Regions from separate parts of the Homo sapiens genome. Here all the other regions are linked to region 2. A link is a contact called in ENCODE Hi-C data. All regions are on one chromosome and are shown on one strand. The core of a region is the stretch at or near the end of the contact, and the rest is flanking DNA. Distances in the headings are between cores, read along the strand shown. Region 1 overlaps COA1 (cytochrome c oxidase assembly factor 1). Region 2 has its middle 58 kb from the start of HECW1. Region 3 holds the start of STK17A (serine/threonine kinase 17a). Region 4 has its middle 30 kb from the start of MRPS24.

Region 1 (3,329 bases), core at 26-2,525, 590 kb after region 2:
CTGCTTCCTGCATACTTAAAAACAAAAGATACAAATTTATTGTAGGATTCCCAGTTTTGTGCCAAGGGGATTTGCCCGGCTTGGACCCCTAAAGGAAAGAAGCATTAAGGAAGCCAGAAAGGAGGCCAGACCGCCCTCCCTCATTTGCTTCCTTTCCAAATGCCAGGGTTGGTTCTGAAGCCAAACTGAGTGCCCTCCTGAGGGTGCCCTCTCGAGAGTGGCCCATGTCCAGGACCCATGCTGTGGGGGCCCTGCCACCCCCAGCCAGCCCAGCACAGAGCGAGCATTCAGCCCACCATCCTGACAGACACAGCCCAGACTGTGTGCCAAGCCCCGCATGGCCAGGAAGCACAACCACTTTGTCTCAGGCCAACTGGTAAACAGGAAGCTTATCCTTTGTGGCAATGGCTGGTCCTGTAAGCCTGCGAATGGGCTGGAGCTGTCACTGGCTCCTTTCATATTTTGAAAAATGCACCACCCTTGGGATGAGGAAACTCTGGTTATGACTCAGGCTGAATGAACAGATGGAGGGATGCCAGCTCGGTAAATACAGCATACCATCCATCCACTCTTATAATATGTAAGAGTATCAAAATGAGTGTAAAGTTAATTACAGTAATGTGATCTGGGAAAAGTCATTTAGTTCTCATAATGAAAACGGTCAGAGCATCTCTGAAGAATGTATTAGTCAGATCTTGCTTAATTTGAAGAGAGCTCAACAGGGTGAGGCAGCCAGACTGGGTTATGGAGAGGTTCCCAGAGTGTTACAGCTTCCAACGCCAGCATGAGACACGAGAGAAAGACAGAGTGGGAAACAATGCAGAAAATGCCCATCCCTCCTGTGAAGTTAAAGCACAAGTGAACCCTAAAGACCAGGAGAAGCCCATAACTATTCAGGGAGTGACTTTCTTCTATTGTCTAACTCGAGAATACCCTGGCAGGTTCTAGTGGGGAACTTGGCCCTGGAACATTCCATTACCTTTTGCCACATCATAGCACAACTCTCTTGAAAATCATCAAAGGCAAGTTGTCCTGCAATTAGAAAAGATTTTACATTAAAATCATATTTTTAAAGCCCAGTTCTCTCTAGTCTCATACAGCCAAGATTTATTACCAACCCAAGCTTTAGAACACGAACAAGAAGTTAAAATTAAACTCTAAAACAAGCCTTGTCTGTGAAAGGCCCTGGTTTTTCCCCCTTCTGCTGCCAAATTAGGAAGAAAAAACAAAGCCTGCGGGTTTCCTGTCTGTGTCCTATGTAGTTTTTGTTACAGCAACCAAAGAACCGGTGTGCACAAGGGAGAACCGCAGACAGCAAGTGCTTTGACCACAGCACAAACACAGGGCCAATCAACAGGAGGCTGGACCTGCAGAAGCAAGATGCTAGCAATAAAAGCTGTACGTGACAGAGTGAAAACAGCACTTCAGAGTTAAAAAGAAACAATAGTACAGTAAACTTATACATGGACTTTAACAATATTGATAATACCTAATACTTCTGTCTCTGACTATTATGTGTCTTGTACTATTCTAAGCACTTTATATAATTCATTTAATTCTCACAACCCTTTGAAGTAGGAACTATTATCATCACGCTCATTTTGCAGATGAGTAAACTGAGGCACAGAAAGGTTAAGTAACATGCCCAAAGGTGCACTAATAAGTGAATAAGTGGTAGAACTGGGATTCAAATTCATGCAGTCTGGCTCCAGCATCTGCTCTTTCAACCACTGTGGTACACGAGCTTTAAGATATCTAATTAAAGCAATATTGAAATGTGAAAACAAACAGTGTCTCTGAGCTAAAATATATTCTTACTGTTCAGTGTAAAAGTCCTTGGCAGGCATGCCTTTCCTGCTATTTTTCCAGACAAGGTGGATACATATTTGTACCTTCATTCCTTCTTTTGTTTAGCAAACGGTTACTGAGGGTCTGATCTGGTCAGACAGTAAGAATATAAAAACAGTATCAAGATATAAGGAATTTTCCTTGGTCCTGAGGGGAATACAGACAATTAAACAAATAATTATAACATAGATCTATCACATGCAACTGCACGGCTATGCACTGCACAACCCTTGTAGGGCACCATGCACATTAGAGAAATCAAAGATTTGTATCTTTATTAAGACAGTTTGCCAACAGTTGGAAGTACTATAAAGTATCTTGAAGAAGGGATGGGGATGGTTGTCTTTTTCTAATTTGCACAAAGGTGCCTTTGGGCTAGCAGCAGCCTGGTTAGTGCAACCAGACATATGCACCAAGAGAGGAAGTAACACTCAGGAAGTGGTCAACCTTGCTGCAGGGCATCAGCGGAGGTTTCACAGAGGAAGTTTACCTTGAGAAGAGAAAGGTGAAAAGAGCAGAACAGCTTCAAATCCAGGAAATGACAAACAAAGGCAGAGTGAGCAGAAACAAGAACTGCTGAAGTGTAAAGCGCAGGAGAGAAGCCACAGGAAGCATGTCCAGAAATGGAGGGGTGAGAGCATAGTGGGTGATTACTGCTAAGAAAGACCCTCGACCCTGAGCTGTCGGACTCTGCAGATGAGGGGCTACAGAAAAATCTCTCTGGGACAGGGGTGGGCAGATGGGGGAGAGAAGGCAATGCAGCAGGACTGCCAGAGGACACCAAAGCCCAGAGCTAAGACCAAGGTAGCAAGTGTGCCGCAAAAGGGTGGTTTCTTAAAATACTTAGGATGGGTCTTATTTATTTACTTATTTTTATACTTGCTCATTCCAAAAAGGATGATGGAGCTAACAAAGATACATACTTTAGAAGAAAAGAAAATAGGTAAGGAAATGAAGATAAATGAAAAATAATATTCAGAAAAGAAATAAGGCTGAAATAAAGTTAGAGCACAATAGGACATACTGTCATTCACTAGGCATTTCCTCAAGGTGCCACATATTTGACACGGCTTCCTATCTGCTCAATAGACAGGGAAGCTTGAGGAGCTACAAGGTCCAGAGTGTCCGTGGGGAAAGGCAAACCTGCCGCTGAGTTGGAAGACAACAGCTGCTAACACACGAAGCCTCAGAAAGCCCTCGCCAGGACTCAGAGATTCTCTCGAGTGACTCGTGTGGCAAACATCCTGTATTAAAAACAAGATAACAAAAATAAAAAGTTCCCAACTTCCAAATGACTATGTTTTATAACATCCAACTCTGAAAGCCACATTCATACTCCCCCACCACCAAAAAAAAAAAAAAACAGAAGAATTATTTTACAAGCAGCCGAAAGAGTGAGGACTCAAGAGTGCTCAGGCAGTGAGGATCAACCAAGTCTCCCCAGAGCCCTTCCACGTCAAAGCAGGGGTTGGGGTGTGAGT
Region 2 (3,052 bases), core at 524-3,023:
AGGAGCATCACTTGAACTCAGGAGGCAGAGGTTGCAGTGAGCCAAGATCGCACCATTGCATTCCAGCCTAGGCAACAAGAGGGAAACTCCATCTTAAAAAAAAAAAAAAAAAAATTAGCCAGGCTAATGGTGGTGCATGCCTGTGGTCCCAGATACTTGGGAGGCTGAGGTGGGAGAATCACTGGAGCCTGGGAAGTCGAGGCTGCAGTGAGCCCATGATTGCACCACTGCACTTCAGCCTGGGTGACAGATGAGGCCCTGTCTCAAAAAAAAAAAAAAAAGAAAAACTGGAAAAAAGTCAAAGAATGTGGGATTCAGCAGGGGGAATATATGTCTAATGAAATCTTTGGTTTAAAAAAATGTTCCAGCCAGGTGTGGTGGCTCATGCCTGTAATCTCAGCACTTTGGGAGGACGAGGTGGGTGGATCACCTGAGGTCAGGAGTTTGAGACCAGCCTGGCCAACATGGTGAAACTCCGTCTCTACTAAAAATACAAAATTAGCCGGGCATGGTAGCCCGCAACTGTAATCCCAGCTACTAGGGAGGCTGAGGCAGGAGAATCGCTTGAACCTGGGAGGCAGAAGTTGCAGTGAGCTGAGATTGTACCACTGCACTCCAGCCTGGGTGACAGAGTGAGACTCAGTCTCAAAAAATAAATAAATAATTTAAAATGTTCCCAATTCTAACTGGGAGACGAATACATTTTTTAGGCATTAGATTAAAAAGGATTTTAACTCACCGCTTCAGTGTCAATAGATGACGTATCAACATATATTACTAAAAAGAAGTAACAATGACTACCATTGCCTTAATCTTCCTTTTCATTTCTAGCATTATTATGTCCTAAATAGGTGGCTTGGAAACTACCCTTCATTTTCCAGAATAGCATAAAAACATCAAACGTACGTTACCACCAATACAGTGGGTGTCTTGGAAACCATGCAGGAGTCTTTAATCTCCTGGCCACAATTTTTTTTATTCTTTCTGGCAATTTTAGGGAGCTCACTAAGAGCCAAATGTTATCATAGTTTAGCCTAAGCAGAAAATAAAAGTCCCTTGAGAGCTTACCTTATGGTTTTTAATAAAGTGCTTTCTCACTTTCATACAAGCTAGACGAAGTTAATTAGTTTGGATATGAGAAGCTGTTCCCTGTCCTCTTTCCCCTCCAAGCACTAATTAATATTAATGAGTAAAAGGATAAAATTACTAAGTACTCCTATAATTGTACTCGTGGATCATTTCCATAGGATGATCCTGAAATCCAGATAAATAGGACTAAATGCAGACTATCAACCATGACAGAGTTGCCAGACCTTGCTATAGATTTCACTGAAAACCCTGATAAGAGGGCTCTCCCCACCTTTAGGAAAGGATTTAAGAGGATTATTTTCCAGGAACTGATTGATTTTCTAATAGTGATGTTCCCGCTTTCCCTTCCTCCTTATTGCTTTCTTTTTTTCTCCCTCTTTGGCAGGGAGAAGCAGCGAGATTTGAGATTCTGCCATGCAAATTATTTTAACTCTTTAGATGCAAAGCTTTCAGGCTTTTATCCCAATGCTTCATGAGACTAAGAAGACAAAAGAGAGCACCACATTTTTTTGTGAAGTGAAGCTCTTGAAGGAGGATGTCAACAATGTGGTAAAATGGAAAGCTGGTCTGCAGACTGAGAGATGATGTTAAGATTGGTAAAAAGCAAGGCCCAGGCTCCTTTGGCCGCTCCTGCAGGCAGCTGAAAGTCATCTTCTGCAAATGTCTCAAGCCCAGTTAGAGTTAAGGTGTTTTCAGCATATTAATTAGGCTGCCAGGCTTGAGACAAAGGAAACCCATGTCTCTAGGGAATTACATCACTCAGTTGTAACCACCTTCGCTCCCTGGTTCTGGTATCACTGGGACTGAAACCTGACCGAGAGATGTTTCATAAGGGTTAAACATTACTACTTTCCCACTGAATAGTAGAGTAAGGCATTTTGTGGAGATTCTGGGTCTGAAAAATGAGGAAAGACTGTAAGGAAATGAAAAGGTAGGCGTCTTTTAAAAGGCAATCTATTGTGTTAGAATAAAACCAATAGTCATTTGTAGCGAAATGTATATATACTCATGAAAGCTACACCTGTATGTATTAAGAAGCTTTAAAAACAGGAAGAAGGTCTATGCCATACATACTCAAAACGCTTTTTTTGTTTTTGGTTGGTTGGTTTTCTTTTTGTTATTGTTGTTTGAGATAGAGTCTTGCTCTGTCACCAGGCTGGAGTGCAATGGCGCAATCTCGGCTCACTGCAACCTCCACCTCCCGGGTTCAAGTGATTCTCCTGCCTCAGCCTCCCAAGTAGCTGGGACTACAGGCGCATGCCACCACACCCGGCTAATTTTTGTATTTTCAGTAGAGACAGGGTTTCACCATGTTTGCCAGGCTGGTCACGAACTCCTGAACTCAGGTGATCCACCCACCTTGGCCTCCCAAAGTGCTGGGATTACAGGCATGAGCCACCGCGCCCAGCCATACCCGAAAAGTTTTAAGCATCTTGGTTAACAAGATAAATAGGAGCTATATGGCTGACTGACAGAATCAGGGGAAAAAAATAACTCCCAATTATATTTACAAGTAATTAAAGATATGGCTAGAATGCATTCAAATGATGGAAAGTCTCCATAATATTTAAGCTCTGCCTGTTTCCCTCACAAATGTCTTCGTTACAGATTCTAGCCTCATTAAGAAAGCCACACAGAAATAAAGAGATTCTAAATAGGATAGTGGCAGAGCTTGGGAAGGGTTTGAGGGATAGTCTTAGGGTTATAAATAAAAACAATGGGCTGGGCGCGGTGGCTCATGCCTGTAATCCCAGCACTTTGGGAGGCCGGGGTGGGCAGATCGCTTGAGGCCAGGAGTTCAAGACCAGCCTGGCCAGCATGGCAAAACCCTGTCTCCACTATTAGGTTGGTGCAAAAGCAATTGCGTTTTTTTTGCCATTAAAGTAATGGCAAAAAAATGCAATTGCTTTTGCACCAACCTAATAAAAATACAAACATTAGCTGAGCATGGTGGTGCAAGCCT
Region 3 (3,209 bases), core at 640-3,139, 530 kb after region 2:
TTCTCCAATTCCAAAATTCCATTGTATTCTTCTTTGGAGTTTCCAGTTCTCTGCTGAAAACTCTTTATCTTGCAATTTAATTTCTTGAAGATATTTAACAGAATTATTTTAAAATCTGTCTTTAAACTTTAATATCTGGATCTTCTGTGTGTTTATTTCTGTTTTCTTTTTCCCTTAGTTTTTAAGACAATTCTGTGTCCTTTGTTTAAATTAAGTTTCAGACATGGTGTATAAAATATTATATGGGTAATGTGTTGCTCTGAATGATGCTTTTTTTCCCCAGAGAGAATATTTACTGTTGCCATTTGAAGCTGGTTTTCAGCCCTTGGGTCTATTTCCCGTTCATCCACACCCCTAGGGTATAGCTCTTCGGAGTCCCAGCTGAAAGCCTAGTTGCTTACCAGCCCCTCATCATAAATAGGTCCTAAACTCCAATTTTTTTTTTGTCTCCCCAACCCCATGAGATGACTGAAAGCTCTGCTTACTTTCTCACTCTTTCAGCCATGGCTTTAAAATCATCAAATACCTCATGGGAAAAGTGGTGGCTTTCTGAGCTGCCTATCTTTCCAGGATTTCAGTCATCCAAGTCCTTGCTGGGAGAGGAAATTTTTAACTTTTGTCAACTTTTCTATTTTTTCTTAGTGAGAATATTGAACACAAATAAACTAGTATATCAGTGCCAGAAGCAAAACTCCACTGAGACAGTCTGAGTAGAGCAGTGGTGTGATTTGGTTTCGATTTTTAAAAGATCACTCTCATTGCCTTGAAAATGAACTATGCGACATTAGGGAGAAAGAAGGATGGAAGCAGGTGGTCCAGTTAGTAAACTATCACAATAATCCAGGTAAGAGATAACGATGGCTCAGGCCATGGTGGTAAGGTGGAAATAGAGAGAAGTGATCAAACGCCGCATCTAGTTTGAAGGAAAAGACAAGAGGGTTTACTGACAAACTGGAGATGAGCATGAGAGAGGAATCAATGCTCATCCCAAGATTTTTGGCCTGAACAGCTAGAAGGAAGGAGATGAAGAAAACTGAGACGGGGAAAGCTGGGTAGGAGTGCATTCATGAAGACCAATCAGCAACTTACTTTTGTGTATGTTAAGTCTGAGATGCTAATTTGACATGTAAGTGGAGATGCCAAATGCATAGTCAAATACACCAGTCTGAAGTTCAGGGAATATTTGGAAGCTAGAGATACAAATTCTGTAGTCATGAGCATATAGATGGTAATTAAAGTCGTAAGACCGGATGAGAGGACCTCGAAAGTAAATATAGAGACGACTACAGACAATATAATAGTGTCTATTTCATAGGGCCGGTGTGCAGGGTTAATAATATTTATACAACTCTGCCTCCAGACCCCTCTCCCAGTGTACGGAGATCAGGATCTCATCACCCCTCCCCACCACGTGAAGTCCTGCTTACAGCTCAAATGCCTTTTATTAACCGAAGTGCCTCCAGACCCCTCCCCTCCTCACCACGTGAAGTCCCGCTTACAGCTCAAATGCCTTTTATTAACCGAAGGTCAGCTTTTGTGACTCTCAGACGCTCAACAGGTGCGCAACTCTGCTAACGCAGTAGGCTGTCCTGGCCAAAGGGTGGTGCTGTGAGTCGCCTCCAGCCTCCGGGCCGTCCCGAAAGCTGCACCTTCTCCCCCTGAGCTGCAGAGGGCGCGCGTGAGGCATCGGGCGCTCAGGACCCCGCGGGAGCTCAGCGAGGGGGCGGGCGGCCACGGAGTGAGGCCGGGGCGGGGTCGGGCGCGGGGCGGACGTGGGGAGGGGTTGGCCGGGGCCAGAAGCAGGGTGCAGGGCAGGCGCGGGGCGGTCACGGGGGCGGGGCCGGTCGCGGGGCGCGGGGCGGGCCCGAGCTACCGGTAGTCTGCCTGCCGCAGTCCGAGCGCCGCGCTGGGGAGAGCGGGTGTTTGAAGGCTCCGCGGACCGGCACTAGGAGCCGGGGGCGGGTCCGTGACCCTCCGGCTGCTCGGAGTGAACAGGCGGCCAGGAAAGAAGCGGGCCTGAACACCATGATCCCTTTGGAGAAGCCAGGCAGCGGCGGCTCCTCCCCAGGCGCCACCTCAGGCTCGGGCCGGGCAGGCCGGGGTCTGAGCGGGCCGTGCCGGCCGCCGCCGCCGCCCCAGGCCCGCGGGCTGCTGACAGAGATACGCGCCGTGGTGCGCACCGAGCCCTTCCAGGACGGCTACAGCCTGTGCCCGGGCCGGGAGCTGGGCAGGTGAGGACGGGCGGGGCCCGGCGCGGAACCTTCCCGGACGCGCGGGGCGGGACGTGGGCGCCGATAAGTGCCGGCGCCGCGGCGGCGAGGCTGAAGTGGCGTTGCTGCTGCCGATAACGCGCGTTGTGACTTGGCACAAACTTGGGTGCCGACGGCAAGTAGGGCAGCCGAGTCGCACCAGCGCCCCCTCCACGCGCCGCGCCCAGCAAGCGAGTGGTGGTAACTCGATGGCGGTCCCGGAGGCGCGGACACTTTCCTCAGCCCTTTCGTTCTCTGTGGCGTTTCGAATGGCTATTTAACGAGAGAAGGTGCGGGCCGCGCTCTGCCTTTCACCCCGAGCAGCGGGTCTGAAAACCAGAGGTCTGTGGAGCCGACTTTGCATTTTTCCTTCAACTCTTGCGACTTTCTTGGTCTGCCTGTGTGGTTTTAATAAAATACAGCATCCGTTGTGACCGCTTCCTTTGCACCGGCGCTCTGTTACCTTGTGTCGGTCTTCTGCTGAATTCATTTTCGTTTTCTTGGTTGGTTTTCTGCCGTTTTAGTTCTAAAGCATTTAGGTCCCTTTGCTTCGAGTTTAGATTGGTTTCTTTCGTGGGCGCTTGGCCCTTTTCTCGCTTTTTACTTTGCTGGGAACCGATTCTTGCCTTCTCCCCCCACCCCACGCTAGCCCACCCTTTTTTTGTGGGAGTAGAGAGAGCTTACAACTTGGTCTGTAAAGTTGCAGGTGCAGGCTGTTCGGATGCTTTACATTTTGTATGCTGAAGAGGGGTGATCGAGTGATTTTTGTGGGGTTTGGCGACTCTTCCTTGAGAACAGTTTGAAGAAGTTGTTAAATACTCTGGCTTTGGGGGCAGACCTGAGTTCATATTCGTGCCCTTCTTGCTGTGTTTGCCTTTGGAGGGGTTAGACTCTCCAGCCTCACTTTCCTCATCCGTAAAATCGTATAATGATGACAGTACCTACCTCAGAGGTGGCCTG
Region 4 (3,009 bases), core at 96-2,595, 780 kb after region 2:
CAAGTTCATGAGATTCTCTTGCCTCCGCCTCCCGAGTAGCTGGGATTATAGGTACACATCACCATGCCCTGCTATTTTTGTATTTTTTGGTAGAGACGGGGTTTCACCATGTTGGCTAGGCTGATCTCGAACTCCTGGGTTCAAGTGATCCTCCTGCCTGGGCCTCTCAAAGTGCTGGGATTACAGGCGTGAGCCACCACGCCCAGCCTCAAAAAGTAATTACTTTTTTTTTTTTTGAGACGGAGTCTTGTTCTGTCGCCCAGGCTGGAGTGCAGTGGCTCAATCTCAGCTCACTGCAACTTCCGCCTCCTGGGTTTAAGCGATTCTCCTGCCTCAGCCTCCGGAGTAGCTGGGATTACAGGCACCTGCCCCTACACTCGGCTAATTTTTGTATTTTTAGTAGAGACGGGGTTTTACCATGTTGGCCAGGCTGGTCTTGAACTCCTGACCTCAGTAATTACTTTTTTAAACAACCATGTGGGCTGGGTTCGCTTGCGTGAGGAACGCTTGCATCCAGGAGCTGAAGACCAGCCTGGGCAACATAGACATCTTCTCTACAATAAAATTAAAAATTAGCCAGGCTTGGTGGTGCATGCCTGTAGTCCCAGCTACTCAGGAAGATGAAACGGGAGGATCCTTCAGCCCAGACGTTAAAGGCTGCAGTGAGCTATGATCGTGCCACTGCACTCCAGCCTGACAGATTGAGACTGTCTAAAAAATGAAAAATAAGGCTAAGGCATGGTGGTTCAGGCCTGTAATCCCAGCACTTTGGAAGGCTGAGGCGGGCGGATCACTTGAGGTCACGATTTGGAGCCTGGGCAACATAGGGAGCTCTGTCTCTAGAAAAAAAAAATCAATCAATCAATCAATCAACCACGTCAATACCGCGTCAGTAAAGCAGAGGTGACACCAAACTTCATTCCAGAGGCTAAGCCTGACCCAAATCCAGTTCAGCCAAAGCTAGGAAACCAGTCTCCCTGGTAAGCCTCTGAATGTGATGTTAGTATTAAAAGGCTGCTGCGTGGTATTATACTAGCAGCCACTGTGTCTTAGCTGTTGAGAAGGACCTCCTGTGTGGTGGAAACCGGGGTTTTTTATTTCCAAAATTCCACATGAAGCCCTTCCTCTACTGGGGGTTCTGAAGACCAACTGCTCCTCAGTAGTCAGGACTGTGACAGGAAGGATTTTACTCACCACTGACGCAGCCTCAAGTTGTCTCAAAGTGAGGCGGTGTCCCCTTAGATCTGTGTTGAGGAAAATGAGGTTCTCCTCCTCACTGCGGGCCCGGCGCTGGCGGCCGCAGTAGGAGCACGGAGGCGGTGGGGGCTTCTCAGGGGTCCGACAAGGCGGCTCGCACGCCCCCTGCTGGTCATCTGGGGCAGCGCGGGGCCCTCGGCGCTCGCTCACTGTTTAGCGGTGGCCGCGTGCCCCCTCCTGGCTGTCTGGTTGAATTAATTAAATTCAGATCGTTCAATGCCATGATTACGGACGTTCAAAATAAAATGGGGCCCACTATCCTGTGTCTTTCTCAAAAATGTTAAAGAAATTATTAATCGGAACGAAATAAATGTAGATCCAAACTTTACAAGTTTCACAAAAATTCATTCAAAATAGTCCATTGACTTAAATTTAAAATACAAAGCTGGCCGGGCGCGGTGGCTCACGCCTGTAATCCCAGCACTTTGGGAGGCTGAGGCGAGCGGATCACCTGAGGTCGGGAGTTCGAGACCAGCCTGACCAACATGGAGAAACCCCCGTCTCTACTAAAAATACAAAATTAGCCGGGCGTGGTGACGCATGCCTGTAATCCCAGCTACTCGGGAGGCTGAGGCAGGAGAATCGCTTGAACCTGGGAGGTGGAGGTTGCTGTGAGCCGAGATCGCGCCATTGCACTCCAGCCTGAGCAACAAGAGCGAAATTCCGTCTCAAAAAAATAATAATACAAGCTATAAAAATTCTAAAGTTACATTAAATCACATGGAAAGCAATGTCAAATGAGAACTACTTAGCCAGGCACAGTGGTTCACACCTTAATCCCAGCACCTTGAGCGGCTGAGGTGGGAGAACCGCTTGAGCCCAGGAGTTTGAGACCAGCCTAGACACCCCTGCACCCTGCAACCAACCCACCTCTACAAAAAATACAAAAATTAGGTTGCTCTGCCTGTGGAGTAGCCATTCTTTTGTTTCTTTACTTCTCTAATAAACTTGCTTTCACACACACACACACACACACACACACACACACACACACACCATAGCCGGGTGTGATGGCACACACTTATAGTCCCAGCTACTAGGGAGGCTGAAGTGGGAGGATCGCCTGAGCCCAGGAGGTCAAGGCTGCAGTAAGCCATGATTAGGCCACTGCACTCCCACCTTGGTGGAAGAGACCTTCTCTCAAAAAAGAGAGAGAGAGAAAGAGATACTAACCTTCTCTAGGTTATATTTGTATGGGTAAAATGTTATTGTTTCAGAAATTGTGTCAAGTCCCTGGAAATTTGTCAATGTCCTCCCTATCCAAGATATGTCCCAATGTAATGTTATAAGTCATAATTTCAGTTAGTATTTTAAATGTTGTATGCCACAGAAACAACCAAATTTCCTTGCATTATAATGAACTTTCATTAGATCTTAACCATAGCCAATTTATATCTTTTTTTTTTTTTTTTTTTGAGACGGAGCCTCACTCTGTCACCCAGGCTGCTGGAGTGCCGTGGCACAATCTGGGCTCACTGCAACCTCCACCTCTTGGGTTCAAGCGATTCTCTTGCCTCAGCCTCCCCAGTAGCTGGGACTACAGGAGCCTGCCACCACGCCTGGCTAATTTTTGTATTTTTAGTAGAGACGGGGTTTCACCATGTTGGCCAGGCTGGTCTCGAACTCCTGATCTCAAGCAAGCCCACCTGGGCCTCCCAAAGTGCTGGGATTACAAGCGTGAGCCACTGCCCCTGGCCTATTATTATTATTTTTAGAGACGGCATCTTGCTCTGTGTCCCAGGCTGTAGTACA

The links. A loop is a pair of places that touch in the nucleus more often than their neighbours do. Pooled maps may share reads with other maps.
Region 1: a pooled map shows a loop between it and region 2 (9-fold over the local background). The contact joins two enhancer-like sites. A Hi-C loop is called at or near these places in 5 of 37 single-sample maps with no recorded cell type and 4 of 50 pooled maps.
Region 3: a loop to region 2 is called in a pooled map, with 3 times the contacts of the local background. The contact joins the promoter of STK17A here to the enhancer-like site in region 2. A Hi-C loop is called at or near these places in 3 of 37 single-sample maps with no recorded cell type and 5 of 50 pooled maps.
Region 4: a pooled map shows a loop between it and region 2 (3-fold over the local background). The contact joins two enhancer-like sites. A Hi-C loop is called at or near these places in 2 of 37 single-sample maps with no recorded cell type and 5 of 50 pooled maps.

Annotation. Positions count from the first base shown.
Region 1 is chr7:43,647,621-43,650,949 of GRCh38, forward strand. COA1 (cytochrome c oxidase assembly factor 1) reads right to left here. Exons shown (of 6, transcript NM_018224.4): 2 at 980-1,032; 3 at 1-14. The coding sequence starts at 994. Among named protein-coding and RNA genes, the nearest start is that of STK17A, 66 kb to the left of the region's middle. RefSeq lists enhancers at 1-51, 350-644, 914-1,775, 2,418-2,507. Within about 2 kb of position 1,276, at least 40 of the 41 ENCODE cell types and tissues checked have a DNase peak (open chromatin) inside an H3K27ac peak, as active enhancers do.
Region 2 is chr7:43,053,083-43,056,134 of GRCh38, forward strand. No RefSeq gene overlaps it. Among named protein-coding and RNA genes, the nearest start is that of HECW1, 58 kb to the right of the region's middle. Within about 2 kb of position 1,774, at least 2 of the 41 ENCODE cell types and tissues checked have a DNase peak (open chromatin) inside an H3K27ac peak, as active enhancers do.
Region 3 is chr7:43,581,219-43,584,427 of GRCh38, forward strand. It overlaps STK17A (serine/threonine kinase 17a), which reads left to right and starts at 1,890. Exons shown (of 7, transcript NM_004760.3): 1 at 1,890-2,231. The coding sequence starts at 2,026. RefSeq lists a silencer at 1,510-2,289 and enhancers at 2,690-2,739, 2,870-2,979.
Region 4 is chr7:43,837,671-43,840,679 of GRCh38, forward strand. No RefSeq gene overlaps it. Among named protein-coding and RNA genes, the nearest start is that of MRPS24, 30 kb to the right of the region's middle. RefSeq lists a silencer at 1,422-1,501. Within about 2 kb of position 1,346, at least 7 of the 41 ENCODE cell types and tissues checked have a DNase peak (open chromatin) inside an H3K27ac peak, as active enhancers do.